Regions from separate parts of the Mus musculus genome. Here all the other regions are linked to region 1. Evidence: chromatin loops called from intact Hi-C (ENCODE). Cell type or tissue: left cerebral cortex. All regions are shown on one strand. Links, peaks and the distances in the headings refer to the core of each region. The heading gives the core; the rest is flanking DNA.

Region 1 (10,343 bases), core at 3,202-8,201:
TTACTTTCCTGCTCTCGGTCTTCATCCTAAGTTTCTTCCCATCTTCTTTTTTGCTTTTCTTTACTTCCCTATTCTCCAAGCTATCACAGGTCTTAGTTCTCAGCTCCAAGACTCCATTTTAACAGCATCTGTGTTCTCTTCCTGGACAGTCCATCTGGCCCCACAGTTCTGTACTGTCATACCCTGCTGATTCCAGGTTTCCTCCACCTCCCCCAACCTCATGGGTCCAGCTGTGCTCTCAGTGTCTTCACTTGTGTGTCCAGTGGATGTCTTACATTTAGCATGCACACCCACCCTGACCTGGTTAGTTTTTCTTGTCAACTTGACACAAACTTGAAGATACCTGGGGCAAGGGGACCTCAAGTGAAAAATTACCTCAATGGGACAAGCCAGTGTCTGTGTCTTGATTGATGAGGGAGTGGTCAGCCCACCGTGGGTAGCATCATCCCTACACAGAGACGTTCTAAGAAAGCTGGCTGAGAATAAACCAGAGAGCAAGCCACTAGACATGGTTTTTGCTTCAGTTTCTGCCTGGCTTCTATCAATGATGGGCTGTGGTCTGAGAATATAAGTTGAAATACACCTTTTCCTCTCTAAGTTGCTTTTTACTGTGGTGTTTACACATCACATCCCTAATCCTGTGTTTGTGCAGCCTCCCCTTTTCCTGCAGAAAGGGTGATTCCAGTCTCCCGGGTGCTCAGGCCTAAAGCCCCCAGAGCCAGTCTGGACTCCTCTTCCCACTCTGGTCCATTCTTCAGCAGCAACATCTGTGTCTTCCCAACATGAACACAGCTCTGTCATCTCCTTAATCAGAGGCCAGCATCTCTCACCTGAGGATCAGCCAGAGCCACTCGATCTCCCAGCTGTATCCTACCCCAGTTTATTCTAGGCACAGCCTTGGCTGCTGGAATGAGCTCTCTAAAACAACTGAGACCAAAGCTCCTCCTCTCACTCTGGGTAAAAGGAAAATCCCTGCAGAAGCTGGCGGGCTTTGCAGTTACGGAGCTCTAGCATGTCCCCTCTACTGTCATCTCCCCCACTGAAAATCTCTTTGCTCTGGGTACTTGTTGTTCCTCAAGTTCATCAGGTCCCAGTCACCTCAGGACCTCTGTGTTGATGAGTCACAATGTCCTAAAATCATCCTCTCTCCTCCTATATGCACATCCTTCATGCCTTTATTAAGAGATCTTCCCTGGTTCCCTATTGCTAGTCAACTTAGGCTACTGTAATAAGATGTATTCCTTGCAGTTCTGGAAGCCCAAAGTCCAAGATCAGGGTGCCAGCATGGTTGGGTTCTCTGGGAAGGTCCTCCTCTGGCTTCCTTCCTACAGCAAGCGATAATGAGCACAGGTTACTTCATCCCTTGGCATCAGTCCCATCATGGGAGTTCAATCACATGATCTTCTCCAAATTTAATTACCTCCCAAAGTCCCACTTCTAACGCCATTACACTGGAGACCAGGGCTTCAACATAAATCAGGGGATTCTGTCTGTGGCTCTGCCACACAGAGCGCAGTAACCTGCTCCTTAGCTGGCCTCACTTCACTTTCCTCCGCAGCATCCTTCATCATCAGACATGATCTGCATTTACTGGCTGAATGAATATGGCCTGTCTCTCCCCAACTAGAAGTTAAGTGGTGGAAGAAAGGACTAAGCACACCTATGGCCATATCACCCAGAACATGCACTATCATGTCTGACTTTGCAGAGTAAGCAGGGTCCGGCCTGGTCAGAACTTGGGTGAGACAAAGGGCTACAGAGTGTGTTGCTTACTGCCAGAACACACAGTAAATGCATGATGACTGTCTCTCAGTGCGTGTACCTCTGTGTGCTCAACTCTGCGCCACGGACCTCGCCAGGGCAGACACGGGAAGAGAACTGCTCTTCAGCCAAGTGTGTGACCGTATAGAGTTCTTAGACACAGTTTGCACAGCTGTAGGACGTCACTGGGACATGAGCGTCTCCTTTTGCTCAGATCCTTGTTCGAATTCAGCCGGACAGACAGATGAGGGAGGCAGCCTGCTGTTTAACTGATGTATCTCTGGCCATGCTTGGAGCTGAGAATTTCATCACTGCTTCTCATGAGTTGCCTTTCTTCTTCTGTGTCCATTCCCATGTGCATGAAATAGTCTAGGCCCCAGTGTCTTCTCACACTTAAGGAGTGGTCTTTAAAGTCAGTCATGTGACGGGTTTGTTTATATTTTTGTTTTTGAGCAGTCCTGGGGCTCCAATCTAGGCACTAAGGTGTGCTGGTAATGGGGCGGGATAAAGACTTGCTCTCATGGAGTTTGCCTGCTTGGAAGGCAAGTAAAAATAAATAAATAACCAAGAACACAAACAAGGAAATGATATAAATTCAGACCACGCTCGGTGCCTTGAGGAGGAGCGGCTGGGTGGGAGGGCGGTTGCAAAAAGCCTCTCTAAGAAGGTGGAATTTGAGCTGGCAGCTAGCTGAGTGATGAGCTGCAGCCAGCCGTGGGATGATCTAGGGAAACACACGCTAAACACGCGCACCAGGAAACCAGGGGCCCCAAAACCAGCTTAGCAATTTTGAGGAAAAGGAAAAAGCCCAGCCAGCTAGAGTGCAAAGGAGAAGAACATTCCTGCCTGAAGGAAGAAGAGTGGGTACCCAAGCTCTCGGGAGGTGAGAAGAGCACACTGGCTAAGAGGACGCAGATAGATGCTGATGCTGAAGAAGAGGAGAGGAGAGAGAGGCACAATGGGAGGGAGGAAGGAGGGTGGGGAGGGAAGGGAAGGAAGGAGGGAGGGCTGAGTAGAGAGCCTGGGCGTCACAGGAAGCGTGGATCACTAAAGGATGCAAGGGTCTCCTGAGAGAACAAACGCACACACCCACTTCCTTAGGAGAGGCCATGTTGGAGGCTGCATGGGGTACTGCACCCGTCTAAGATGCTGAGGCTCTGAAAACCCTTTAAGGGTTTGGAGAGCCACCATCCCGAGGGTCCTAGGAGCACCAAGGCACATTCTGGGTGCAAGCAGCTAAAATGCAAAGACTTGCTTTCTTTCACCTCTCCAGTCAGAGGAAGGGGTGAGGCCAGTGGGCTAGCTGTGTCTGCCTGGGATTAGGTCTAGCGATGGTGACACAGAACAACGAGTTCTGTCAAAAGTCATGATGCTGGTGTTAGCGTATGGTGCCATTCACTGCGGCTATCAAAGAGGGCGCTGCCGTGGTGGAGGATGAACAGGTGGACATGAGACTGTTGGGGAAAGTACAGGTCCCACGCAAAGGGGTCAACAGCTGCCCAGCCCTTTCCAGTAGGGCCGGGCTGGCCACAGAGCCCACTATTGCCAGAGTTGAGGTTATCTAGAAGCAGCCGGAAAGACACTTTTTTATATATGTAAAAATCTCTACTACTTTTATGCAGATCACAAATTCAAATTGAGGCAGAAGTCAGAGGGAACTCACCAACGACCAGTTTATAACCTTGCCTCTCAAGTCATATCCTTTTGAGATAAGGATTTTTTTTTTCATCTAACAGTGTCAAAGGGGAAGCCTTTGGGCAGAAGGCTGGGAAACTATCCTCTGGAGATGGGAGTTTCATGGCTGAAATGAAGCAGGTGAACTCCAGGGCTGCCCAAAGCACAGGTATCCAGGGCTAGGCTAGCTGAATGCAGAGGGTGGCAAGCTGTGACTTCTCTGGATTCTATGGCTACAGCTGGGGTGGAGAAGGCAGCAGGCAGAAGAGTAGATCAAATACACAAAGAAGCCACCCTTAACTGTGGGTGACCCCCCCTCCCCAGGGCACCTTAGTTTCCCTGGAGAGAGAAAAGGTCCAATTTGGTAAGGCCTATGAAACCTGGACACTGCCACAAATTCCCAAGTGAGCCTGGACCTGAATCCAGGCTGCCCTGGCTCCCTGTGAGCCCACTGCACTGTGAAGACGTGGGACTAAACACACCTCTTGGTACACAGTCCCTCTACAGTTCTCTACTGCTGGCACAGCCTAGGAGAAGCAGCCTCCCTAGAGATGGCCCATGGGGCCGCTGGAAAAGCACACTTGCCTCCCACCCCCCCCACCCCCCGCCACACGCTAAGCAATCATTTCTGGAATAACTTCAGATTCAAGCAGCTTTTGTAAACTGCCCCGTTTAAATTAAAACAAATCAATATGCTTTCTAAAATTTAGTCTCAGCTAAACAGCTGTGACAGTTCATAGCAACCTGAACTTACAGTGAACCCACCCTACGTATAAATAAAGCCTTTGATGTCTTCATTAGTTTCTCTCATGCCATTTTTCCACAGTCTATCAGGCTAAGTGCTTTGCAACTTATATATATTTTTGCAGGAGGAGTATTTAACCTTCTGATTAGTCACCGCAAGCAGCACAATGACAGAAACCCTGATTTTGCACACAATGAATTTATTGATAGATTTAGCCCATTAGCTGTATTTACCTGTCAGTTCTATGGACACTAATGAGTTGTTTTTCAAGGACTAATGAGAACTGTAATGGCTAATGGATGTTTACAGCTTCACCGCGCCGCGCCATGTGATGCCGTGAACACCCGCTCCTGTCCCTCCGAGTCTTTAATTGGCACCATCAGAGGACTCTTTAATTACATTTGAGCAGACAATGAAGATCCTGCCCAAATCAGTGGGAGGAAGTGGCAGGATTCCACAGGAGACCGGACACTCAAGATGGGCACCAGCCTGACCCGCCAGCCAGCTCTCTGACTTCCCCGGGACACACTTGAGTGGCAGGAGGTGCTGAAACAATGTCCAAGTCAGATGTGTACCTCCCAATCTGCCTGCCAACTCGTCCTCCAGGCTCTGTAGAGCAAGACTGATGGTCATTGTCCAGACATGGGACACAGACTACACGTGGAGACCACTCCAGGCATTGGAAAAGGGATCAACTTTGGGCCCCTGGGCTTTGTTAAACTTTTTGATCCTCAAGGTCATGTCTTCCTATGTGTTAGGTACAAAAATAGAGCTGTCGTTAATGTCAGTGTCAGCCAGAAGTTGGCATTAGCAAGAGAGTTGGCTCATGATGAACTTACAAAGAAGTTGAGCTGTGCGATACTTTCTCAGTCACTCATGGGTCTGTCCACTCATTCAGCATTTAGTGAGGATCCACTGAGGACAGAAAGAATCCCTCAGACGCTAGAAGTACGGTAGTAGGGAAAGACAACTTATAGGTATAGTTTTAAATCGTGCTATATTGTTTGAAAAAAATGAAAGCACGCGCTTTTCAACTGCCTAAAAGTCAGCTGAACAAATCCTGTTTTGATGCCAAGGCTTCATCCTTGCTGACCTATTAAGTGGTTCTGATCAGAATCTATATGACAGAGGCTGAGGAACACCTCAGTAGGTCTCTCTTCAGTAGAACTCTCTTCAGTAGGTCAAGCAGCCATTGATCGATCAGCTCCGCTGATCAATTGATCTTCCCTGGGAGGGGCTGGTGAAAAGGAGGAGGAGCCTGTGAACAGTGTGGTCATGGGTGTGGTTATGTGGATGGCAATCCTGAAGAAATGCAAACTGGTAGGATGGCAATGGGGAATTGGAGTGTTACTGAGAGAGGACATCTGCTTGTCAACCCAATGGAATTACACAAAGATCGCTGGGCACAGGACACAGCGGCCAACTGGTTGAAACCCAATCTCCCTGTGAGTGAATCTGCTATCAGCCTTGACCTTCCTCGGTACCTCACCCAGCGCCGGGAGGAAAGTCTGCCCTCTCTTGGTGCTTCCTATGAGCTGTGAACATATTCAATCCAGTGAGGATGCTGCTAGTGAAATGAGAACAGCAGTTTCCATAGAGAAGTGGGGGGCGGGAGCCAGATTGCACAAGGATTAAGGAAGGAGTGGGCGGTGAGGAAACGGCAGCGGTGACAAGTGAGTGATGGAGACGGATAGAGCAGTCACTCAAGGGGGTCAGGGGGCCCGAACACATCCAGAAGTTTCTAGAAAGATGTCAGCCAAAAGGGAAAGATGGGAAATGAAAGAAAAGGAGGTGACTGATGGAGTACTGTCCCAGCGGGATCAGGGGTGCAGTGAGAAGAGAATTACAGAGGAAGAGGGTTGGGCCTCAGAACAAGAGAGAGATTCTGCCCTGGCGTTTGTGGCTCGGAACTGGAGGACAGTAAGGCTCTGCCACTCCTTATTTTGTTCTCTGAGAAGACCAAGAGATAACACTTGTCTCCGGTGCCTGGAGGAGAGCAGAGAAGGTCAGAGCAGTCCCACTTGGACTGTCAGAGACGTCACTCAGAACAAAAGGATTTGTGATGTTCCTGGCTGGGGCCTCACAGTAACCACTCAGTCAACACAGTTGGCAGAGCTGTCTGCTCTGCCCAAGAAGAAATAGCCAAGTGAGTTTCCCAGAATCCAAGATGAGCAGGGAGCTGCGGGTCTAGGGCTGAAGCTGCTTAGGGGTTATAAGACATGGACCATGCATGGGGCTTCAAGTTGTCAATCTAGAGATGGGTGAAGGGCTACAAGGAAGCGGGGACAAGACACTGTTGATGAACGCAAGGCCTTTGGGAGGAATGGAACAGAAAGGCTGTTGGGATTTCAAGATCAACTCAGCTCAAGAGCTAACAGCACTGCCCTGCCCCAGAGTTGAGTCTTCCCTTGCCTCATTCCCAAAGGCCATCTTCACCTAAGAGAGCAGATTTTTCTCTTCTCTGTGGCAAACAGGGGTCAGCCTTAATTATGCTACCCCACCAAGCCTCACATCTGCTGCTCTTCAGGTGATCTTAGCCAGAGACCAAAAAAAAAAAACAAAAAAAAAAAACCAAAAACAAAAACAAAAAAACCAGCACAGCTGGTGCTCATTTCTCAAGCCTCTGGCATCTTGGGTAGTGAGATCCTTAGTACCTCAAGGGTCTGGAACACAGTGCAACACCCTGGATCCCACCAACCAGAGGGAAGATCCAAGCTCTCCCAGTATGGGGAGCAAAAACTCGACGGACAGTTGGCCCAGAAATGAACGATGCTACCTTTAGAGGGGAATATTTCCAGACACGTCGATGTGGTCAGACTGACTGACAATTGAAAAATCTTCATCAAGAGGAAAAGAAGGCAGGAACGGGGAAGACAGAAAGGAGCTGAGCCTTTTTTTTTTCCTCCAAGCTATGTACAGCTCCACTCTGGGTACTTTGAGAACGGAAGGTTCACTCATTTACATTTCAAACCAACGGTGAGTGGTGGTGTTATCCCTGCCACAGAGGGAAAAGGAGGGAGAAACCCAAGGCCGTGGGCGGCTGCTCAAGCATTTGCAGAGGTGGCTGCAGCAGAGCCGGGCTTTAAATCCTGCCTTTCTTCCCCGGCAGGCAGGTATCCCTCCCACAGCATGCCCTGCCTCACAGAGCTTCTGCCTCCCCCGACACCTTTCTACAGCCAAGCCAAGCCCCCTGCACCTTGTTGCTCTGTTGAAGACCCGCCAGAGCCTGAAGAGAGATAGCAGGGCAGTCACATTGCAAAAGGTAAAAATTTAAATTAAAAGAAAAAAATAGAGGGCCAAATTTGGAATTCTAAGACACAGTGAAATTCGTTTCTGGCTCACAATCCTGCCAGCCACGTGAGTTGCAGATACCACTTCCTGTCGTAAGGCTGTTTCCTCCTCTGCAAACAAGAATTCCCTCCCAATGGAAATACATACTATTAAGAGCAAGTGACAAAGTATTTAACAGCCAACTCTCAAAAAGGACGATTCTCAGGCCAGCGAGAAGGCTCAACGGGCAACAGCTTCTGCCGGGCAAGCCTGGCTACCTGAGATCTATCCCAGAAATCAGTGCAAGGGTGGAGAGGAGAGAATTGATTCCACCGGGTCATTCTCTGCCTCTCACATGTGCACCGTGACACGTGTGTCTACGGACTCGTACACACACATACACAATCATCCTCATAATAAAAGTTTAAAGAAAATAATGCTCACATCTCAAAGCAATGTTTACTGCTTCCTACAATCTGAAGCCTTCCACCTCAGCTGATGTCAAGGCAAAAGGACAAGGTTCCATCTCTGTGCCACCGGCTTCTTGGGTATGTGGGTAGCGCGCTGCTGTATAGCATTCTTGCCATTCAAACCAAACCGATACAATCAGGATGAGGAGAGCTCTAGAGCAGGGTTCCTCAACCTATGGGATTGAATGACCTTTTCACAGGGGTCACCTATCAGATCTCCTGCACATCAAAGATTTATATTACAACTCATAACAGTACCAAAGTTACAGTTATGAAATAGGAACAAAAATAGTTTTTATGGCAGTCACCACAGCATGAGGAACTGTATTAAGAGGGTCTCAGCACTAGGAAGGTTGAGAACCACTGCTGTATACCATCAGTAGTAAAATGATTAGAAACATCACGTGCTGCTTTAGTGCTGACCAGAAACAAGGTTTATGTAATCATAATCTTATGTAAGTTCATCTTCAGCAATGGCCTTATTTAATGGCTGGTTTACCAAATTCTTAAAATGTGATTAGCAGTTTTTACAAGCCATCTCCAACACACCACCCATCCTAGTAGACTTGCTAGGCTGAAATAGGGGTAGAGCTGGGATTTGAACCCAGATCTCACTGACTCCAGACGAAGATATCATCAGCTTCCTGCTTGTGCTGCAAGGTGGAGATGGGGCTGATTAGAAATGCAGATCATTCCTGGGCACCATTAGGAGAAATAAGAGGCACCGATGATCTGTAAGTGCCCAAATAAAGAAAGCTAGTATGGCCGCCCCCTGTCTCCACATAGGGCTTGGGCACAGTCTACCCAGAAGACACCTGTTCTACCTCTATCCCAACTTTTTAATACCGAAAGCTATTTCTTTCACCAAAGCTATTTCTGATTTCAAACATTTTGTTCTCCTAAGAGCTGGGCCACTGATCAAATCCCTCCAGCCACTCCTCTCCACCTCCCAGGGCCTTCCTTTCCTCCCCATCAGAATGAGTGAGGGAGACCAGCTAACCTTGAACAATTCCCCCACCCAGATCTGAAGCACTCAAATATGACTCACTACATAGGCAGTGCCAGAGGTTCTGACAGCTCAGAAAGCAGGTGCCAGCATCAACCCTGTTGGGGTTGGGAGAGCTGCTCAAGGAGGCTCGATGGGAAGCAGAGACCACATGGGAAACAACTGAGCCACTTCAAAGTGCAACCGAACAGGTGACAAGAGACCATCTTTTATGCAGGATAGTGATACATGCCTGGAAGAAAGAAAACCAATTCTGCGTCCCAAGCCACACTGCTGTGTAGAGTGATGGGCCCCTCCCCCCTCTGTACACACGCCTCTTCATCCTCTCAAAAGAGAGGATATTGAACTCTGTGGCCTCTGACTTCTAATCTGATTGTTTATGTCCTCTGCCACACGACGGAATGCAAGGACAGAAGAAAATGACATCAGGCAGGTGGCTGCCAAGCCAGATGGGGCTAAGAGGAGTAGGCAGTACAGATGGTGCAGAACTTCAGCTTCAAGAGGTGCAAAGATAAAGGACTTAGCATGTATAGGTAGGTGCACCTGTGTGCATGGTGTTAGGTAGGAGTGACGTCCCACCTACCAACAACATCCCAGGCTGGGGATGGTCCTGAGGCCTGGACCCAGGGTTCTGTGCCAGCTAGTGAGGCTAGCCGAGCAAGCGTGAGCCGATGCTCCTGGTGTTGCCATGGAAGCCCAGGAATAGTGCAAGCTGGGAGTGACTGTCGGGGTGCAGCTCCCTCAGAAGGAGCCTGTGTCACGCCTTTGGCAGAACATCAGGTGGGAGTCTCAGAGCACAATGAGCTATTGTTCTTTGAGGCTTTACGCTAAACCCGTTTCCAAGGTTTTATGAATCATTTTGCTGCTGATCTTTAAAAAAAATAAAAGAGTAATATACAAGGCACAGTGGAAGGAGCCTTCAGCTTCTTTTCTCTGAGAGAGGAACATGAACTCGTGGAGAACTCCTTCCCACCTTCTGCCTTGATCTCCCCCACAACTGTCAGAAAGGCTACTTTGAAGGCAATGATTCTGGATCATAGCCATGGGCCATCCCAACACTGACGAAGGAAAATAAGAGTCCTGAAGAGGAAACATATAAGCACCCAGGCTTTGGGACTGCCAAGACAAATGAATGACAAGTAGCTCAAACTAAGGCCAAGCAGTTGCTGTGTGACTCAGACAATGTTGCGTCCTTAGGAACTCCCTCCATGAGAACGTCCTGCATGGAGATGAGTCTTTGTCTCTGAGACATGGATTGGCTGCATTTCCAAGGAGGCGAATGCCACTCATGGCCAGCAGCTTCCTGCTCCGTCCCTGGCCCATCTACCTTCATGTGCACTTGGCTTTCTGTATATCTTCTGGCTGACAGTCTGACGTTCCACTCTGAAAGCCAGCCTTCAGAAGAACCTTGGAGTCC
Region 2 (10,343 bases), core at 2,737-7,736, 260 kb after region 1:
AGGGATGGGGAAGGGGAAGGGAGGAAGGGAGACCAAGTCCAGCCTTTCATAGTAATTAATGCCCTCTAAGCACTGACTGACTTGCAGAGCACATGTTCCACATTACAGAACTATGGGCATGGAAACCAGCTCCGAGATGCCATTCTACTAAAAGAAAAGTACATTCAATAGCAACTAGCCACTCCTGGTTTAAATACTACTGACTAGAAGGACCACCACACACACACACACACACACACACACACACACACACACACACTCACTCAGGCCTGTGGGCTGAGGAGGCAGGGAAGGCAGAGAAGATGCATCCCTCCTTCCCTTCACCAAGCAGAGACTGGAACCCTAAGACTCAGGGGTAGGGGTGGTTGGGCTTTTGGTAGAGGAATCTTAGGGTCTCTAGCGCACAGCAACTCCTGGGTTCGATCCTTTACATGGCGTAAAAAAGTGTGGCGGCGCAATCTCAGCACTCAGGAAGCTGAGGTGGGGATTGGACATCCAAAAAGATTTCAGCCGTGAACAAGCAGGGCAACAAACAGGCCCCAGTGGGTAAGGTCACTCCTGATACCCTTCACCAAGACCTCCGGGTGGGGGTGGGGGGGAGGCAGGTGGGCAAGATGGCTCATCAAGTCAGAGCACTTGCTCCTGAAAGTTGTTCTCTAACCTTCACATATGCACAATGGCAGGTACGCACCCATACACAAACTCACCCCATTCATGCAGACAATAATTAGAAATTAAATAATTAATCGGAGGAACGAGCAGTTTCTGCTCCTACAACTCGCCCAGACAGCTAACAGAGAGCAAAATCAAGTCACATGTACCCTTTCCGAGCTTCCACTGGGTGGTAATCTCATCCCACCTCCTGTCTTTCTTCCTTCCTTCCTTCCTTCCTTCCTTCCTTCCTTCCTTCCTTCCTTTCTTTCTTTTTTGAAGTCAAAACACTTTATTCAGAGGCTCGGGGAAATGTTGGGGGTCCACACGGTCTGTTGTCCTCCACAGGGCACATCTTAGAGGTCACCCATCGCTGAGTCACCTCTTTAATCACCATCAGAGGTCATCCTGCCCAGTTTCTAAAGGAAGCTATGGAGAGGTCAAAGGCCACAGAGATCAGGATACTGAGACTGGCTCAAGATCCACAGGCCCTAAGCCAAGGCCCAGATGAATGTCAGGACCCTGACTCCCAGGGGCTGCTGCTCTCTGAGAAGACTGGCAGAGGGAGAGAAGGCAGGCAGGCCGAAATTGCTTCCCAAACCCAGCTGGCCCCAAATAAAGAGTCTAAGCCCATGGGTAGGAGGACATCCTAAGACAAGGCTCTTCCATCAGCCCAGTAGGTGAACTCTGTCACCCAGTCCTCCCTTTACTCTTCCCAGCATCCCTGATTTGCAAGGGCTCCAGGTGGTGCATCTAGAATCTGCCCCCACACCACAAAGGTTTGCGTCTGCGGCTGAGTCTGCCCTCTGCCCTTCCAATCCTCCCCACTAATGGTTAGAAGAAAGCTCAAGGGGCTCAGGGACCTAAGGGGAAAGCAGCCAGATCCAGCTGCCACCAAGAGACACTAAACAGGACTGCATCCCTCCTCCCTGCCCCACCCCCGCCCCCACCCCCGCCCCAAACTTGTGCTCATGAGTCACCGCACAAGTTGCCCTATCAGGAACATGAAACTGAACTATAACAGTGTGTGCATCACTGCCAGGGTGCTGCCGGTGACAGCCTTAAGAGTGTAGCTGTGTTCACAAGGCAGCCTCGGTGGAGGTCTATGTCTGTGACCTCAGGTTTTGCAGACTGGAGCTTGCCTAGCTCTGACTCCTCCCTACAGAGCCCTCCCCACACCCACAACCCACCCCCCAACCGCCCTGCAGCTCAAAGGCCCCCCACAGCGAGGGCCCCATCTGCTGGAGGTTCAGTGACCTGTGTCAAATGAGCAGGCGCTCGGTCACACTCCAGAGCCTGGAGGAGGCTGGGCACTCTGGGAAAGCGGAGGAGCTCCTGCCTGGGGGCCAGCTGGGCAGGAGCCCCACGGGGAAGCCTGAGACTGGCAGCAGTCTAGCTGGGGAGCTGCCCTGTACGGGCAAGAAGAGGAGAAGGGGGGAGGGAAAAACAACTAAAAAGAAAGAACTTTCCTATGTCCTTGAGGCTAACATTGAGGAGAGAGCAAGTGGACCAGACTCTGGACAGAGCACAGTCTCTTCCAGCTTTCTGGCCCTTTGTTGAGAACTGGTGGTTCATTCAGGGAGTGGATAAGGGTGTCTATGAGATGGTAGAACTCTTTGTATCTGCTCAGGTGGGTAAGAGAGTTCATAGATACCAAAGTGTACCTATTTGTGTGACTAACACTATGTGCCACTCAGGAATCACTGTTATGCGGATGCTCATCGGACTGAGCACAGGGACGCCAATGGAGGAATTAGGGGAAGGACTGAAGGAGCTGAAGGGGCCTTAGCTGGCATCAATAGGAGGGGAGGCCCTTGGTCCTGTGAAGAAGTGATGCCCCAGTGTAGAGGAATGCTAGGGCAGTGAGGCGGGAGTAGGTGGATGGGTGGGAGAGCACTTTCATAGAAGCAGGGTAAGTGGGGTTTGCAGAGGGGAAACTGGGAAAGGGGATAACATTAGAAATGTAAATAAATAAAATATCCAACTTTTTTATAAAAAAAAAAAGAATCTGTGTTTGTTTGTGACCCCAGGGGCCCATATTTTAGTGTCAGACAAGGAAGACCCATTTCAGTCTGTGTGAGCTTTCTATATCTGACCCTGTTTAGACACATTGCTTTATTTACCATCAGGCATTGCTTTGTGTAACTGCATGTTTCCTCTACTCATGCAAGATTATGTCCCTGTGGCGAATTGGTATGCGTGTGTCCCTGTACTGACTTGCATGTCTGTATTTCTATGTTCAGTATATGTGAGAGTGAACATCTCCTGCCGTGTCCCCACCATTCCATGTGCACCAGCCAAGTAGCATGTTCACCCCATGGCTGTGCAGTATGTTTAGAAAGAGGACTTCTCCCTGAGATTGCGAAGGAGACGATCCTAGAGCCATGGTTCTCACCCTTCCTAATGCTGCGAGCCTTTGAATCCAGCTCCTCATGTTGTGGTGACCCCTCAATCATAAAATTATTCTTATTGCTACTTCATAACTGTAATGTTGCTACCGTTATAAACTGTAATGGAAATGTCTGTGTTTTCTGATGGTCTTAGATGACCTCTGTGAAAGGATCATTTGACTCCTAAAGGAGTTGTGACCCACAAGTTGAGAACCACTGTCCTGGAGAGATGAGCCATTCTGGTACAGGTATCTGCCAGGGTCCTATGACGGTCCTCAGTGCCCCATGCAATCTCCAAGAACAAGAAGGAAACAGATACCAACATCTTCTATGGGAAACTCAATTCCTAGGAAAAGTGGGACTCAACCCATCTCACTGTAGACTCTACAATGTAGAGGGTCTAAAATTTCCAATGCAAAGTTAAGAATTTTACCTTTCCTAGTTCATGCTGCTGCTGATCCCTGGGGCAGCATCTACTATGTACAGGAAGGACACTTAAATGACATTCTTCATCACATCCTCAGAGCAATCCTAAGATCCAGGCATCACTGTCTCCTCTGTAAGATGGAGAAACCTCAGCTCCGAGAAGCAAGTGATTCACACAGTCTGCTTGCCTATAGGGGCCTTAGGCTGGGGACCAAGATGCTGAGTAACAACCTAAGAGCTTAGGTACTGCTTTCCTGAGGGTAACTCTCCTCCGCTCAGCACGGACCAGGGAACACAGCTTCCAGGCAGTCCTGACCTGCTCACAAGCATGGCCAGAGATAAGACTGTAGGCCATCTTTACCCTGAAGGCCAAAACTGCCACTTCTTGCAAACTACAGCAATGGGGGTGGGGGGGAGCAGACCGGCATGAGTAAGACTAGCCCTGCTGCATCCTATGAGGATGATGTCATTAGCTCCTCCAGGAGTTAAGGCACAAGCCAAATGATGGACAGAACAGCACCATGCCTCACTGTTCTTTGAGTGGTAACCTCAAATCTGTACAGCGTAACCTGTCTGCTGCTGTCCAGACATTTCCCATCTTCCAGCAGGATCAGGGTAGATGTATAGACTCTCAGACTGTCAAACTTGGAAGAGGAAAAAAAGTAAATTGGTCCAAACCGCACAGCCCACTGAGGAAAGTTAGTTGCCCACCTAGCAAACTGCAACAACAGAAAAGCGCAAATAAAAGCCCTTTGTGTGGGGAGGGGGGCACTCCCTCTATCTCATACCATTCCCTGTTCACCTTAGGGAGACAGGGATACAATGTAAGCCATGGTCAGTCCCAATTTACAAAAAGGAAAACCAAATTTAGAGTACTTTAACTGAAAAACAAGAGGAAGTTCCAGTTTGAGCCCAATCTTCAGAGTAATACAGGCCTGGTTAGGACTGGCATGAGAGACTGAGAGACTTCCGCTGTAAGAATTCAAGCCTTGGTCCTACACTTAGGGCTGGGAGAAAGCTTAGCCAGGTTCATGGACCAAGAGAACTTGGGCTGCCTCAGGGTGACTGCTTCCTGGGCCAAGATCCAGGAAAACCCAGCATCCCTACCTGGGTTCAGATACAGGAACCCATCATAACTCCAGCAGGTAGAAAATGCCTGTTCAGGACTATGGCAAATAGTCAGACAACCCTGGCCTCTTCTTCCATTAGCAGGTGCTTAACTTGGGACATTCAGGGCTCAGAGGACAGGGTAACTCTTGTCACTGTCAACTCTGTCGCAGCCACTCTTAGATGATCTCCACAGCAGCTGCCTTTAGAGCCCTTGTCTGTCTCTGTCTCTCTCTCTCTCTCTCTCTCTCTCTCTCTCTCTCTCTCTCTCTCTCTCTCGTCTTCAAATACATAGGCTTCATTCTACAGTCCTGAGTAGATTCCTGTCCAGTGAGGTCCTAGCTAGGTCCCCAGCTCGGCACCCAGAAATCTTTGAATCACTTTGAAGCAGAAGAAGGTCTAGCAGTGTACAGAAGCCCAGCAGAGGAATAGGCAGAAGTACGGAGGCATGCAGACTGAGGAAGCACACACCAGCTCCAACTGAGGCCCCCTCCACTCAGGATCCTTAGGAGAGACACAAAACAAGGACAGGGATGAAGAAGTTGGCCGCATCCCACTGTCCACTTCTCCAACAAGGACACCTCGAACTCAATTCCCTATCAGACAAGTCCGAGTTGACTCCACGGGAGGCTAGACAGCTGCCAGCTGCCAGCTGCCAGCCTGCACATTGGATTTCCGAGGTGCCCAACTGTCCTTCCCTAAGTCAGTCCACAAATCCTATTCTGCAAGTTTCCGGGCGGCATAACCCCAGCACAACCAGCGCTGCCGACAGACCACCGGTTCCAGCTGGGAGGAAAACAACACGAAAAGGCTACAGCAGCGCAGGACAGGGCCCAGTGTCCATTCCCCACCCACTGGTGGCGCTTTCTCTGGAACCAGTCTCCACCCCGAGGTTCTCTCATTCCAGAACCCTGGAGCCCAACTGGTTCCTGGAGCTTGCATCTCCGCGTACAGGCTCAGCGGCTCACTGTCCTGGCTCAGCACTGCCCACGCGGTACTCACCTGGCCTCGGTGCCCAGGGAAAGGAAGGCGAGCCGGCGAGAGGCGTGAAGCCCAAGCCGATCCGAATCTGTCCGTGCCTGCTGCACTTTCAGGACTGCAGAGGTCCAGCTAGTTGTGGCGCTGAGTCTAGAGGGAGTAGAGGGAAAACCAAGACCTTGGGAGAACGCGATGCGACCTGGCAGCCGCAGGAGGCGAGGCCCCGGAGGTTAGCAGCCGCGCGGTACCGAGCCGGGAAGCCACGCAGCTTCGCTCTCGCTGCAGCCCAGACTCGCGGGATCCTGGCCCGCAGGCAGAGGCGCAGCGCAGGGAAGAGTGCGGGGCTGAGTCTCTGCTCGGAACCCGAGCGCCTCCCGGAGCCCGCAATCCCCCGCCCGCCCCAGTGGGATGCAGGCGGAAATTGAGCTTGTGTGGAACGTGGGGACCGACCGGGCTCCGAGTCTCCCGCGCTGCGGTGAGAGCGGGGCCCACGCAGCCGGGACCGGAGGGGGTGCGGTCCCAGTGCCACCCCCGCGCCACTCCCCACGTGGCGGCCGCGCCCCCGGGGCGTGAATGTGTACGCGGGCGGTGGTGGTGGGGGTCATGAATGAAGCCCCAGCGGCCAATCAGCACTGCCGGCGCGCGGGACCCCGGGAGCGAGACCCAATAGCGAGCTCCGGGTTGCAGGCCCCGGCGGCGGGCGGGCACGGGGGGAGGAGGCCGGGGCCGGGAGGCGGGAGGCGGCTCCGCGGGCAGCCAATGGGCGGCGGGCGGGGTGGGGCTCCGGAGCGCCCAGCGGGTCCGGGCTTTAAGCCGGCGGAGCGCGGCGGCGGGGCCCGCAGACGGAGCGAGGCGGCGGCGGCGGCGGGGCGGCGCAGGGCGCGGGGCGGCATGGCCACCACCGCGCAGTATCTGCCGCGGGGCCCCGGCGGCGGAGCTGGGGGCACAGGGCCGCTCATGCATCCCGATGCCGCCGCGGCGGCGGCAGCGGCGGCCGAGCGGCTGCACGCGGGGGCCGCGTACCGCGAAGTGCAGAAGCTGATGCACCACGAGTGGCTGGGCGCGGGCGCGGGCCACCCCGTGGGCCTAGCGCACCCTCAATGGCTACCCACGGGAGGAGGCGGCGGCGGCGACTGGGCGGGCGGCCCGCACCTGGAACACGGCAAGGCAGGCGGTGGCGGTACCGGCCGAGCTGACGACGGCGGCGGTGGCGGCGGTTTCCACGCCCGCCTGGTGCACCAAGGGGCGGCCCACGCGGGCGCGGCATGGGCACAAGGCGGCACAGCGCACCACTTGGGCCCCGCCATGTCGCCGTCGCCCGGGGCCGGCGGGGGTCACCAGCCCCAGCCGCTCGGGCTGTACGCTCAGGCGGCCTACCCCGGTGGCGGCGGCGGCGGCCTGGCCGGGATGCTGGCGGCGGGAGGCGGCGGCGCGGGACCCGGCCTGCACCACGCACTGCACGAGGACGGCCACGAGGCACAGCTGGAGCCGTCGCCACCACCGCACCTGGGCGCACACGGACACGCACACGGACATGCACACGCGGGCGGCCTGCACGCGGCGGCGGCGCACCTGCACCCGGGCGCGGGCGGTGGTGGCTCGTCGGTGGGCGAGCACTCGGACGAGGATGCTCCCAGCTCCGACGACCTGGAGCAGTTCGCCAAGCAGTTCAAGCAACGACGCATCAAGCTGGGCTTCACCCAGGCCGACGTGGGACTGGCGCTGGGCACCCTCTACGGTAACGTGTTCTCGCAGACCACCATCTGCCGTTTCGAGGCCCTGCAGCTGAGCTTCAAGAACATGTGCAAGCTCAAGCCGCTGCTCAACAAGTGGCTGGAGGAGACCGACTCGTCCAGCGGCAGCCCCACCAACCTGGACAAGATCGCGGCGCAGGGCCGCAAGCGCAAGAAGCGCACGTCCATCGAGGTGGGTGTCAAAGGCGCGCTCGAGAGCCACTTTCTCAAGTGTCCCAAGCCGTCTGCGCACGAGATCACCGGCCTGGCCGACAGCCTGCAACTGGAGAAGGAGGTGGTGCGTGTCTGGTTCTGCAACCGGCGGCAGAAGGAGAAGCGCATGACCCCCGCGGCCGGCGCGGGCCACCCGCCCATGGACGACGTTTATGCGCCTGGGGAGCTGGGGCCTGGCGGGGGCAGCGCGTCGCCACCTTCTGCGCCCCCGCCACCCCCGCCGGCCGCGCTGCACCACCACCACCACCACACACTGCCCGGCTCTGTGCAGTGACCCTGCGGACTGGGTTCCCCGCCGGCGCAGCGGTGCCTCCGGCGCGCAGTTAGCGCGCGCGGCCTGGACTCTTTTTGTTGTTTATTCGGTTTTGCTTTGGATTTTACAAAAAGGAAAAAAAAAAAAAAAAAAAAAAGCTCAGAAACTTTTAAACAAAACCAAACACCCGGGACCGACCCCTCTCTCCAGCGAGCGGCGAAAGGCGGCCGAGAGGCTGTGTCGCCCGAGTCCCGGGAGAGAGCAGCGGAAGATCCAGAATGCGCCAACTCACTCTGGGCGCCCTGTGCCCACTGCCTGCTCCCTATCCCCATCCCCTCGACGACCCCCGCCCCTGCCCCTGGGCTGTTCGGGGCCGGATCCCGGCAGCGGCCTCCCCACAGCGAAAGGTAACGCGGTGCGGGGTTAGGGATTCCCCGGGAGAATGGACGAAGAGAGGAGAGTCCCCAGCAGCTCTCCCGGGCGCGGACTCCCTGTAGCCTGCAGGTCACGGGTGGGGGCTGTCACTTTATTCTTTCCGCGCCTCTTCTCTCGCACCTGGACGCGCCCCACCCCCTCACCTTTTCTCCGGGCTTGGTTTTTTACGGTTTTTATTTATTCGTGGAGCCTCTCGGCTCCTGGGGTCCTTCTAACTCCGCCCGCGCCCTTAATTTAAATCGCTGTATGCTGTATTTATCGGGGCCCCAGAGGGGAGGCCGCGAGAGCCGCATCTGTGTATAAAAGCAGGAAATAGCCAAAGCTTTAATCTAGCCTAATTTATTTTCCCTTTCTCTTCCCCTCTCCTCCTTCAAGAACGCAAAACAAAAACAAAAAAAAAAAAACTAACAAAAAAATTTTTTTTGAGTGTTCATTTTTCGTTTCGTTTTACCCGAGCCCTCGGCTCGGTTCCTGGCCTAGCAGAGAGGGTCTGCGCTCCCACGCACACCCGGGTGGGAAGGGGCATCTCCACCCGCAAGACCGAGCACGCATCGCGGGCCACTGCTTCCCCGCCGGGCCTTGCCCCTCCTGGCCTTAACGAACGAAACTTGGAAAAGTTGGAACTATTTTTTAACTAGCTGTAGAAATAAACCCGTTCCCCCCAAGAACCTTGCGCCTGTTTCCCTACCGCTTCCCCCTGCTCTCTTTCCGGCCCCCGCGGGATGCGGGATGCTGGGGGAACCCTGGGGAGAAATTCTCCAAATTTGGGGTGAGGTGGGAACCATGTAAATATGTGAGATATGTACACACTGGCAGGGGGGGAAGAAACACTTTGTGCTTGGTTTTTATTTTTTGGTTTTCTGGGTTGTTCTCCCTCCCCATCCTAAAGGGTTTGTATGCCCGACTAAACCGAAAAAGATATTTTAATATGGTTTCCTAATTTCTGACCCATCTCTATTTATTTTCTGGATGTGTTTGGAGCTTCCCCCTTCACCATTTCTTCATCTGTTTGTTAAGGTTTCAGCTTAAATTTTGTTTTTATTTTTTATTATTTTCAGAACAATGTTTTGGTCCATTCTCTTTGTATCTTTATTGCAAAAAATAATAATAATGTAGACTGGGAAGTTCCCTTTATATTTATGTTATAGTAAATATTTTATTACTCACATAAACATGTACCCCAGGGCTGTGTCCTGTTCTCTTTACTGCTAGGGCTGGGCTTGATTTGCAGGAAGCGGTGAGAGTCCCCAGCCTGTTCCTCTCCTGAAGTTCTGGGCTCTGAAAGGAAGGGAAACACCAGCCTCCTTCTCGGTCAGTAACAGGACTGCCTGCCTGTTGCTTGCTTGGTCAGCAGTTGGGCACCTGGCCCAGGTACAACAGTCTAGCAAGAATCACATCCTGTTCCCATTGCCTTCAAAGACCAGACCAGGGCCTAGGATAGTAAAAACCCTTGATAACATGGAACCTGGGGTCAGCCATGAATCTGGATACAAGCTGACACTCTTCTCAGCCAAAGCAGCAGATCGCCTCTTCCTGGATTACCAGCCTTGCCTCCCGTGCCTGACACCCCAACCCCTAACTTTGATTTCACCTTGTGTCCCATGAACGGGGTCCAAGCCAAGTTTCAGAGTTATAGGGCAACTGGAAACCTAGTCAGGGGCTTCCTACCCCCAATTGGCTCCATCCAAACAAATGGTACCCAAGCCCACCTAGATACATTGGACTTCTGACAAGTTCGGTCTGAGGTCCATTCAGTAGTCCGGCAGAACTAAGTCCGCTTGGGAGGGAGTCTTGCCTATTTGCCTTGGGCAAAGCTAGCTCTGCTTTGCAAACTACCAGTCCCATACACTCTTAGTGGTGGAGGCATAGACTATGCTGCAGGAAAAGCTTGTCATAGCTCCTGGGTAGACAACTAAGAACAGCAGGGAGGGAGAGATGAGTTTGCTGTTGAAAGGGGGAAAACCAACATTCTGAGATGTTCTCAATGCTTCAGTGGCCACATCACTCAGAAAGTCTCCATACTGGGGACAGGTCTCAAGTTCAGCTCAAAACCCAAGGTAGCATCCAGTCAACATAATTTTTTTTTTCCCTTTAAAACATCCCTTCCTGTTTCTTCCATAGCACAGTTCTTTTCCC
Region 3 (10,343 bases), core at 2,230-7,229, 250 kb before region 1:
GGAGTTTATCTTAAGAGTTTATTAAAATTGCCTCTCTCTCTCTCTCCCCCTCCCCCTCTCTCTGCATTAGAAGGGGGCTTAGCATTTCCTGGCTTATTCCTAAGGCACACCATTCTCTTTCACCAGTGGATCCCCACTGGAGTTGAGCCATCTAGGATCTGTGCCCCCTCCTGCATGGTTCATGTCTCACCCTAAGTGAGTGGCTTTTGGCGATCGGTCTCTGAGAAGAGCCCAAGCCTTGGTGAGGTGACTCCCATAGCGTGGGTTGCAGGGACAACACAGACACCAGTTTCTCTGAAGAGTCTCTAGCATCCAGGAAGCTCTAGGAAGCTATTAATCATTGATATTAACATTAGTATTTAAACAATCATTTCCTCTGGTTAGAATCTGATGGCTGGCCAGTCAGTCAAGAGGAAATTCTTTTAAAAAGCTATTATCGATGACTTCATTTTTTTCCCCACTTTTAATAAGAAATTGTAAAGTCAAGACACAAGATGCTTTATACATAACTCAAACCCGAAAAGGTTTATGAACTGATGACTTCTGTATTTGTTTTTTTTAAAAACCACGGCTTCCTTTATTGAATGGAAGACCAGCGGGTAAAGTAGACAGAAATGGGGCTGCCAGGCCCCAGGGAAGACAAGCTCAATAGCCCTCTCTGCCATGCTGCTCTCGGACTCCGTGTCACCTATATCCTCTTCAATTCCTCCTCCCAGGGGAGCAGGTGACACATGCCCTTCATTTCTTAGTCACCCAAACTGTGCTGAGAACGCTGGTGGATCGCACTCAACGCACTCCCTCCTTCCCTGTCTGCGGCTTCCTTCTCTGTCTAACTTGTGATAGCCTAAGTTCTGGCTGGGGAGTTATCCCTGAAGCGTCTTCACCCGGGAGACCCTTGTGTCTCCCATTTGTGTCCCAGGAGACCCTTGTGTCTCCCATTTGTGTCCCAGGAGACCCTTGTGTCTCCCATCCCTCCTCCCAGAGCGTCTGAGCACCAAGAACATGGCTAGGCACTGCCTTTTTTTCTGCAGTTGACTGCAAGTCTAGGCATGTGGTAGACACTCAATAAATACTTGCAGAAGGAGTGGTTTTCAGAGCAAAGAGGAAAAGGTGTGGAGCCGGGAGGCGTGGCCAAAGACTCTGGGCAAAGCTCTACCGAACCTCTCAGAGCTTCGGTTTCCTCATCGGTAAAGTAGGTGTCCTCCCCAGTTTACACTGATGAAGACAGATTAATTACGATGTTCTTGATCGAGTCTGAAGGGATATGTGTGTGTGAAGACTGTTGTCATAATCGAGTGTGTGGCCCAAGTGAGCCTCTGGGCTCCCTTCTGGTGCTGAGCAACGGGGATGGATTCATTTGTAGAAAATATTTGCTAATTATTGTCTGGTTTGAATAATTATCTGGAGACCCTGGAAACAGCCCTTACCGCGGATCAAACTGTCACATCTGCAGCCGACCTTTAAGTAATCGGAGTGGGGGTAATTACAAAGGGCTGGTGTCTCTCTAAATATAGCTGTTCCCCAGCTAAAGGTCAACTCAAGGGAGCACAGTTTGATAATTGCAAGCAATTTGATAATGAATTGGGGCAAACACTCCCAGGGGTGCAGTCAGAGCTTTCCTGTTAAAAAAGACGAGGATGTGGGCAACTCGATGGGGAGGTCTTGGATTTCGGAGTCCTACTGGAAAACATCAAAAGTTCTGAGAATAAAGTGGTAACCACCCTGGCAAGGTGCTAAGCTTTGTAGATGGGTTGTGGGAGTGTATCCCTCACCCCAGGGTCATGGGCTGGAACCCTGGTCTTCAGAGTGTCTGTGTGGAGAGGGGTGGGGTCTATAACAGAGGAGGCCTCAGGGTAATTAAGCCACTGGGCACATTGCCTCAGAAGGGATTAACGCTGCTCTCATAGAGTTAGTTCCTGTGAAAATGGGGCTTATAAGAGCAAAGACTCCCCATGCGTGTGGCCTTTCCTGCATGTGTCTGTTTCCCTTCTCACTTCCTTCATGTTGTGACACCACCAAAGGGGTCTTCACTGGAGGTCAAACTGATGAGGCCAGTCAACCTTGGATATGCAGTATCTAAAATATTAGTTAAATAAACCCATTTTCTCTATAAAGTACCCCCAGGCAACAGGAAATGGATTAATTCCGATGGTAGCTATGGTGGTTCTTATGTTGGGATGAGTGTGTGTGTGTGTGTGTGTGTGTGTGTGTGTGTGTGTGTGTGCGCGTGTTGGGGGCTATATTCTCCATTACTAGGTTCTCAGAACCCTAAACTATGAGAGTCTTCACTGGTCTACTGTTGGTTTCCAAGCTGCCTGTCTCGGATCCACAGAGGAAATTTCTATCCTTTGGCTAAGACCACTGAACACAAACTTCAACAGATAAAGCTCAAAGGAGGACTTGGGTGTGACTCTTGGTCCAGTCCGGAGTCTCCGTGGGAGAGTCTGGACACTTCCTTCCTTGGGCTCAGTCTCCTTGTCTTATTGGTTTCCTCACGGAAACTGTGGTGCTTATGAGTTACTGTCCACACGCTCATAGCTAGAGCCAGTAAGGGAGCACACCTGAGTCACTTGGCAAACCTCAAAGAGTCAGTAAAGTCTTCAGATGGAGACGCTTGTGACAAACCATCCTTCTCTCTCCTTAGCTCCACTCTAAGCGCTGCCGGAGTGGGGCCCCGACATTTCCTGCAGCCCCCTTTTCTCTGCCCCCAACCAGTATTCACGATGAGAACTTTTGGAGGGAGATGGCCTGAAATGAAAAGAGAATAGGGAGATGAAGTTTAAGATGAGTGAGTGGGGGCAGGGAGATGGCACAGTGGTTGCGTGCTTGCCGCTCTTGCAATAGGACCCCAGTTCAGTTCCCAGCACCCACACTGGGAAGCGCAAAACCTCCTGTAACTTCAGCTCCAGGGGATCTGACACCTCTGGCTTCTGAAGGCGCCTGCACTCATGTACACAAACCCTCAAAGACATTCATGCATGTCTATAATCTAAAATGCAATAAAATCTTAAAAAATAAGGGTGATTGCCAAGCAAGATATGAGGCTTGGGAGTCAAGTCTCTCTTCCCTGTACTAAATTTATTGTTCTACTTTCTCTCATAGTCTGTGTCATCCCCAGTCTATAACTTCTGTCCAGAATAAAAAAATATCCCCCCACTGTGCCTGGAGTTTCAAAATCCTATCACTTACAGTACTTAGAAAAAGCCTTTCCCTTCCTTCTGGCTTAGCAGGATGCTCAGTAAGGATGAATGGCAATATTCTACTTGCCAGCAGGTGTCGCCACTGAGTACTCAGTGAGTTCAGGCATTCAACAGCTCAGGATTGCAACTGCCCGGTTTCCCATTAGGCATAGGTCCAACGGTGGACAAAGCAGCCTTCTGGGGCAAAGACTAAACACAAAGACTGTATGGCGTGCTGTCAGGCAGAGGTGAACACTATGAAGAGAGGACGGAAGCTGAGTGGAGGGTCAGGGCACTTTTAGACAGGGGAGTGTGAAAGATCTTAAGGCCATAGGGGATAAATGAGTAAGGCACGTTACCTGAAATTATTGGCTTTCTTTTTATCACAGAATTGAGGTTTTGCTTCTGAACGCTTATCTCATAGAGTTTGAGGGGTAGACACCAACTTCGTTCTTTAGGACGTTCTACCCACAAGGAAGAGCTGTTGTTCTGCATCCCTAAGCACGAGGAGAGAGATGGGGCTCTCTGCTAGGTCTTCCCAGATGCTCGCTGGCTTTCTGTTATTTCTGGGTCATACTAGACACGTGGACATCTCATGGCTCGTTCTTGGTTCCATTTGCTTGGGCATCTTCGTTCAGAGGGGCTGATAAAAATGAGTCTGCCCTGCTGTCTTCTGCCTTTCTGTTTTCTTGCCCTTAGCAAGGTGGAGGTAGGATTTCTCTGTCAACCTCCAGTGAGTGGGCTAGGAGTTCTGTCAGCCTAGACCCTTGTCAAGACCAGAGAACACTGCTTCCCTAAAGGCTTGCTGAGGCTCTTGCAACACAGAGGCAGGGAAATCTGCTGGCCATTTCTAGTTTTGCCTGACCCAAGCAAGCCCCTGAAGACCATAAACAAAATGCTGGCTCGCTCATAGTAGGGTGGGTGGTGAGGAGGGAAACCTGGGTGAAAAACCAATTTTGATAGATCTGTGCATTAAACATCACCCCTGCTTACCTGCTCAGCACACTCCCACCGTACACCCTACTTCTGCACATCTCCCAACTCTGTGGAGAACCCGTTGGGCACAGGGGCACCTGATGCCTATGTATTTGTACCCACCCACATGTTCAAACCCACGTTTGCCTCCTCCAGGGGAAGTGTGGTTTCTTCCTCTGAGTGTGGAGAGTAATTAAGTAGCTAGTTTTTCTTTCCACCCTAAGTGAACAGCAAAGGCTGCCAGGCAAGAGGCAAGAGGCAAGAGGAAGCATTCCGTTAGCTCCCAGCTGGCTCGGAAACACTTGTCTAAAAATACAGAGAAGAAGGAGTGTGAAGGGGTGTGTAGGAGGGTTGTCCCCACAGTCAGGACAACTGGGGCCATCATGGAATACATGCCCAAAATCTCTGTGCCCAGCGCTTCTTTTAACACAAGCTCTCTCCCACCCAGACGTTCCCAGCAAACTTTTCACGAATATGGGCAATCTTTCCCCGAAAGCCTTTGAAATGAAAAAAACAAAACAAAACAAAAACAAAGGAAGCTGTGTGATGGAGGCAGGGCATCAGAATACGGAGTGCCAGGCAGGCTGGACCAATTTGCTGTCTTCCCACCCTTGGCTCTCTGTGGTGGTCTCTTGACAGTTTGACTGGGAGGTGGGGGTGGGGGTGGGGAGAGGGCGGTGCCTGTGGGGCCTGGTGTGTCTGACATGCAATTAGGGCTCATTCGCCAGCTGACCGGTCAGCCTTCCCCTGTCCGGCTGCTTGGTAGTCAGTCATAGCTCCAAGTATAGAGGATGCTAATTGGACACCAAAGCCCAGACAGCTTCCCATCTGCCTGGCCTGGCCTTGCCCAGGGTCCAGCTTTCTTTCCTGCCCCTAGCTCTAATCTTAACTTGTTTTCTCTGGCACAGTACTCTAAAGTAGAAATGCTTAAAAAGCCCCTGAGAGAGCAGAGGCAAGGTCGTGGTTGGGAGTTAAGGAGTTGGGATTGGATATTGAGAGAGGAGAAGCCAAGAGATCATGGGATCATGTTGGTCCCAGCACTGAAGTGGGAGGTGAAGGCCCTTCTTTGCCTGACACTGCTCTCTTTAAGAGGAGGCAAAGCCCTTGGAGAGAGAACTTGCCACTCTGATCCTCAAACCCTGATGTACAAATTGTTCTGTTTTCTCCTAGGATGGTTGTGTTAGCAATTTCAGGGAGGTCACAGGGTCACAGTGAGTTAATACATGTGTCCTCTGGAGGGAAGCGGGCCCCCTTTCCCCAGACAGACAGCACGGGAAATGTCTGCACGTCCAGCGTCAGCATGGAGCTCCACCGCCTTGTCTCATGTGTACAAGGCTAGCCTGGATAATCCTAGAATGTTCCGATAATACTGGGTGCTCCAAAGAGTCCTGCAGATCTGGCTCTTCACTTCCTCTCTGGATTGGTGTCACCTATGCAGGTTCTTTTCTTGTGACTCTTCAGTTCCTGCAGTGCTCACGATGACTTCTAGTTCTCTGCCCCACTGGGATAAACTCAATGAGATAACTTGGGCCATGGAACACAGGCAGTAGTGACTGACTCCCAGTTTGGAATTGAGATTCAACTTATTTCTCAACTTATTTCTGTTATACCCAGTGAGGTGCTTTGAATATGCTTGGCCCATGGGAAGTGGCACTGTTAGGAGGTGTGGCCTTTTCTGAGAGGTGTGGCCTTATTGGAGGATGTATGCTACTGTGTAGGCGGGATTTAAAAGTGTCCTTCTGTCTGCCTTTGCAACAAGCTGTAGATCAGCTCCTTCTCCAGCACCATATCTGCCTGGACGCTGCCGTGCTTCCTGCCATGATGGTAATGAACTGAACCTCTGGAACTATATACCAGCCTCAAGTAAATGTTGTCCTTTATAAAAGTTGCCTTGGCTATGGTGTCTCTTCACAGCAATGAGACCCTAACTCAGACACCTAGCATGGGTTATAGACTATGCATGTTCCTGGCAGTCATGTGCTCTTAGTAAGAAACCCAAAATGAGCCAGGGAGGAAACCTGAGTCAAGGGGCTCAGACTGAGCCATCACAGCCCATGTAAACGCACTCTATATCATCCAAACCTAGATAGACCCATGGTTGAAAGAGTTTGAGAATGAGTGTGTGTTGTGGAGACAGAGACAGAGACCGAAAGGAAGGAAAAGAAGGAAGAAGAGGAGGAGGGAGAGAAGGAGGAAGAGGAGGAAGAAGAGGAGGAAGAGTAAAAGGAGGAGAAGGAGGAAGAGGAGAAGGAAGAAGAGGAGGAGGAGGAAGGGGAGGAGGAGGAAGAGGAGGAGGAAGAGGAGGAGGGGGAGGAGGAAGAGGAGGAGGAAGAGAAGGAGGAGGAAGAGGAAGAAGAGGAGGAGGAGGAAGAGGAGGAGGAAGAGGAGGAGGAGGAGGAGGAGGAGGAAGAGGAGGAGGAGGAAGAGGAGGAGGGGGAGGGGGAGGAGGAAGAGGAGGAGGAGGAAGAGGAGGAAGAGGAAAAGGAGGAGGAGGAAGGGGAGGAAGAAGAAGAGGAAGAGGAGAAGAGGAGAAGGAAGAAGAGGAGGAGGAAGAGGAGGAGGAAGAGGAGAAGGAAGAAGAGGAGGAGGAAGAAGAGGAGGAAGAGGAGGAGGAAGAGGAGGAGGGGGAGGAGGAAGAGGAGGAAAAGGAGGAGGAATAAGGAGAGTATTTTAGGAACTCTAAGAGAGGGATGTGGATGAGCACCTCTGGGTGTCCTGAAGACAAACTCCATAGAGAAACCATCACAACCTCACAGCAAGTACAGTATGGGGCGGGCCCCCATCTCACAGCAGGCCAGACACTGGCTGCTTTTCTCAGGTCAACCCAACCTCCAGAGGAGCCACACAACTCCAGAACGAGGCTGGAGAAATGAGCCGGAGCTGTTTTCAGAGCTGGGGGAAGAGTGCAGTGCGGGGAGTGGACGTAGCTATTTCTAGGGTAACATGCAGTGAAGTCTGTCAAGATGTAGCCAGGCAGAAGGAAAGACTCCAGCATGCCAAGGACATCCAGGATGGTTTTGGAATAGTTAAGACCCAAGTTGATTTGGAAGCCGGGGCAGCAGCTATATACACACTGCTGAGATAGATACAGGGAAGACTCTGGAATGAAGAAAGCGTTTCCTAATCAGTTTAAGCGAGTGCGAGCGACAGATGACTCCTCCCCAGGAGTCCGTGGTGCAGGGAGAATGGCTGTAATTGCAAGCACTTGGCAGGGAAATCAGGCGCCTGCCTCTAGTCCCTTAGGCTGCCTTCCCTGGGGACCCCAGTTCAGAGACCTTCCTATAGAGACTTGGCTCCCTGAGCTGAGACCAGCTGACCCTGTGCAGATGTTGACCACAGACTGTTTGCATATATTGTGGATTTTGGTTACGGGTTCCCTAATTGGCTGGTTTGTCATTTAAAATATTATGTACAGGGATTAGGATGTGTGTGGAATTTTGATTCCAGTTGTGTATGTGTGTGCGTGCGTGCACACACACACACACACTCAGGGGCAAGTCTTGTTCCAGGGAAATCTGCAAGATGTGCCATACATGGGGATCTCTCCAACATTCTAGGAGTGCCGGTGTCAGAGAGATTCATAGCAACTGAGTAGTCCTAGCTCGGCCACCAGTGTCAAAGGGGCATGGAGCAAATGTTATCAATGGATGGAGTGTCAGTTTCATTCTCTGTGAAATGGGGACAATAGGCACCTGTCTTGAAGACATGTGTGAGGAGCTAGTAGCATAATGCAGGTAGCAGCTTAGTCCCAAACCTGGCACATAAAATACAGTAGGAGCTATTAACATGACTTTTGTGTGTATATAAACATGTGTGTTAAGGCTACGGGACAACCTCAGGTGTTGTTCCTCTTATGCCACCTAAAATTAAAAAAAAATTTTTTTAACCTGGTCTCTCAGTAGCTGAGACCTCACCAAGTAAGCTACACTGGCCATCCCCGTGAACTCCAGGAATTCCACTCTCTCTGCGTCTTGAATTCTGGGATTCCAAGTGAGTACCACATGCCCGGCATTTCCCCCACAGGTTCTGGGGAATCCAACCTGGATCCTCATCTAGCTCCCCAGTCCTTAACATTATTTTAGTAAGTGCAGAGTACTTCCTGTGTATCTCTGTCAGCTGTTGCTATTGTAACATTAAACACACGCCTGGCTGTCTGCATGCCAGGCCCCCAAATCCTTTGTTAATCTCTATGCCTTCAGAACTGTTTTTTTGTTTGTTTTTGTTTTGAGGAGACAGAGTCTTGCTATGCGTTACAGCTGACCTTGAACGCAATTCCCCTGCCTCAGCTTCCCAAGCATTGGGGTTATAGTTATATGCCAGCAGGCACAGACCAAACTGCTTTAAAGCTGCACAGCTTGGTGCTTTGGGAGTTCAGCAGCTAAGCACTCAGCTACCTGACATTCAAGAAACTGAGCTTGAGAGTGGCATGTGCCTCGTAGGCCACATAGGTGTGAAGTTCCAGAGACAGGAGCCCACCCCATTCCCTCTGCATCCCTCACGCCCCACAGGCATAGTCAGTCTGGACTCATAGTCCAGAATGCTTCATTTCTCTCCTTCTTGTTTCTGCTGCTTTGCACATATCCCTTCTTCCTGGAATCCTCTGTCCACTGGACCAGGATACCTTCTTGAGCTCCCCGCACCCCAAGGAGCCATTGCTTTGGGGTTGGGTTTCTCTGTTGGAAGCCTTTAATCCAGTGATAAGCGGGTAAGGGGCTGTGACCTCCAGAACCCAGGCCTGGTCATATTCTTGCCTGTTATCCCAGCCGCATCTCTAACTATGTGCCATAATCAGTGAACCAAATTGATGATGATTCTGGATGGTTCTAAACACCGGACCAGGGTACCTTAGTCCATCATGACCTGTGCTCTGAGCTAATTCCCATACAGGGAGAGATGATAGGCAGTCACAGCCAAGCAGGCATCTAAGCCTGGGTCAGACATGTGGGCAACTGTGCATACGAACTTTGTATTAGACCCCATAGTAGGGAAGTCTAGGAAATACAGGACCCTGGTCAGTTTGACTCTGCCTCTCTGCTTCTGTCCTCTCTTTCATAAAAGTAGTTCCATGGGGTATTGAAACATACTTATACTAAAAATTATTTGATTTTGATCTGACATTCAGACTAATCTATCATATGTTTTTGCTTTCAAACTCTGTCAAGTCTATAACACACACATCCCCAGCACCACACTGGGGCAGGCATCTCCGGACTCTGAGCGTATGCTCATGCCCATTAACTCATTAACTCGTTCTTAAGTTCTCTCTCTCTCTCTCTCTCTCTCTCTCTCTCTGTGTGTGTGTGTGTGTGTGTGTGTGTGTGTGTGTGTATTCATTCATGCCATGGAATGTGTAGGGCCATTAAAGGACAGCTTTTGGAAGTCTATTCTTGCCTTCCATCTTGTTGAGACAAGGTCTCTTCTGTGTGCTGTGTGCTCGGGGCTAGCCGGCCCATTAGCTCCAGGTGATTCTCTTGTCTCTGCCTCTTGTCTCAAAACAGGAGTTCTGGAGTTGCAGGTGTGCACCACTCCACCCAGCTTTTTATGCAAGTTCCGGGGATTGAACTCAGGATGTCAGGTTTAGGTGGCAAGCACCTTTGCCCATGGAGCCATCTCCCAGGCTGTATGTTTCCCAAGTTCTAGGTTCTATACTGAATGCTGCTTAATGCCTTGTGGCTGCTGCTACCAGACAGTAGTGGTGATGCCCCAGTGACTGTGGCTGTGTTTGACATAGATGTTCGGTAAGGACTGACCACACACAGCAGCCAGCCTCTCTGTGGTTTATCAATAAAATATTCTGTGGCTATTTGAGCAAGGAAATAAGTCTTGTTTACTGTCTGCAAACTGCCTGCTGATGTCTGTGCTGGCTAGTTTTATGTCAACTTGACACAAGCTAGAGCTATCTGAAAGGAGGGAACGCCAATTAAGGAAATGCCTCCATAAGTCCAGCTTACTTGAGGTGTTTACTTAATTAGTGATTAATGGGGGAGGTCCCAGCCCATGATGGGTGGTGCCATCCCTAGGCTGGTGGTCCTGCGTCCTATAAGAAAGCAGACTGAGCAAGCCAGTAAGCAGCACTGCTCCATGATCTCTGCATCAGCTCCTGCCTCCAGGTTCCTGCCCTAGTTGAGTTCCTGTCCTGACTTCCTTCAGTAATGAACTATGACGTGGAAGTGTAAGCCAAATGAATCT

Evidence for each region. Hi-C counts contacts between places; a loop is a spot of excess contacts. Peaks named below come from ENCODE experiments on the same cell type or tissue, not always from the same donor. Only the 100,000 strongest peaks of a DNase experiment are listed, where the experiment ranks them.
Region 2: it touches region 1 in a loop (3-fold over the local background); 5 of 42 quality-filtered maps call a loop at or near these places.
Region 3: a loop joins it to region 1, with 6 times the contacts of the local background. A loop is called at or near these places in 3 of 42 quality-filtered maps.

What each region holds. Positions count from the first base shown.
Region 1 is chr4:124,391,347-124,401,689 of GRCm38, forward strand. No RefSeq gene overlaps it. Among named protein-coding and RNA genes, the nearest start is that of Gm52719, 43 kb to the left of the region's middle. In left cerebral cortex, for the core only: a CTCF peak has its summit at 5,696; DNase peaks (open chromatin) are centred at 5,764, 7,201 and 7,493; H3K27ac peaks cover 879 bases.
Region 2 is chr4:124,651,264-124,661,606 of GRCm38, forward strand. It overlaps Pou3f1 (POU domain, class 3, transcription factor 1), which reads left to right and starts at 6,383. Exons shown (of 1, transcript NM_011141.2): 1 at 6,383-9,392. The coding sequence starts at 6,444. The coding sequence ends at 7,793. It overlaps Gm2164 (predicted gene 2164), which reads right to left and starts at 6,224. Exons shown (of 11, transcript NR_168006.1): 1 at 5,577-6,224. In left cerebral cortex, for the core only: a CTCF peak has its summit at 5,416; DNase peaks (open chromatin) are centred at 5,089, 5,499, 6,167, 6,638 and 1 more place; H3K4me3 peaks cover 2,566 bases; H3K27ac peaks cover 1,060 bases.
Region 3 is chr4:124,138,974-124,149,316 of GRCm38, forward strand. No RefSeq gene overlaps it. Among named protein-coding and RNA genes, the nearest start is that of Gm40241, 90 kb to the left of the region's middle. In left cerebral cortex, for the core only: a CTCF peak has its summit at 3,271 (motif pointing right); DNase peaks (open chromatin) are centred at 3,278, 4,479 and 7,168.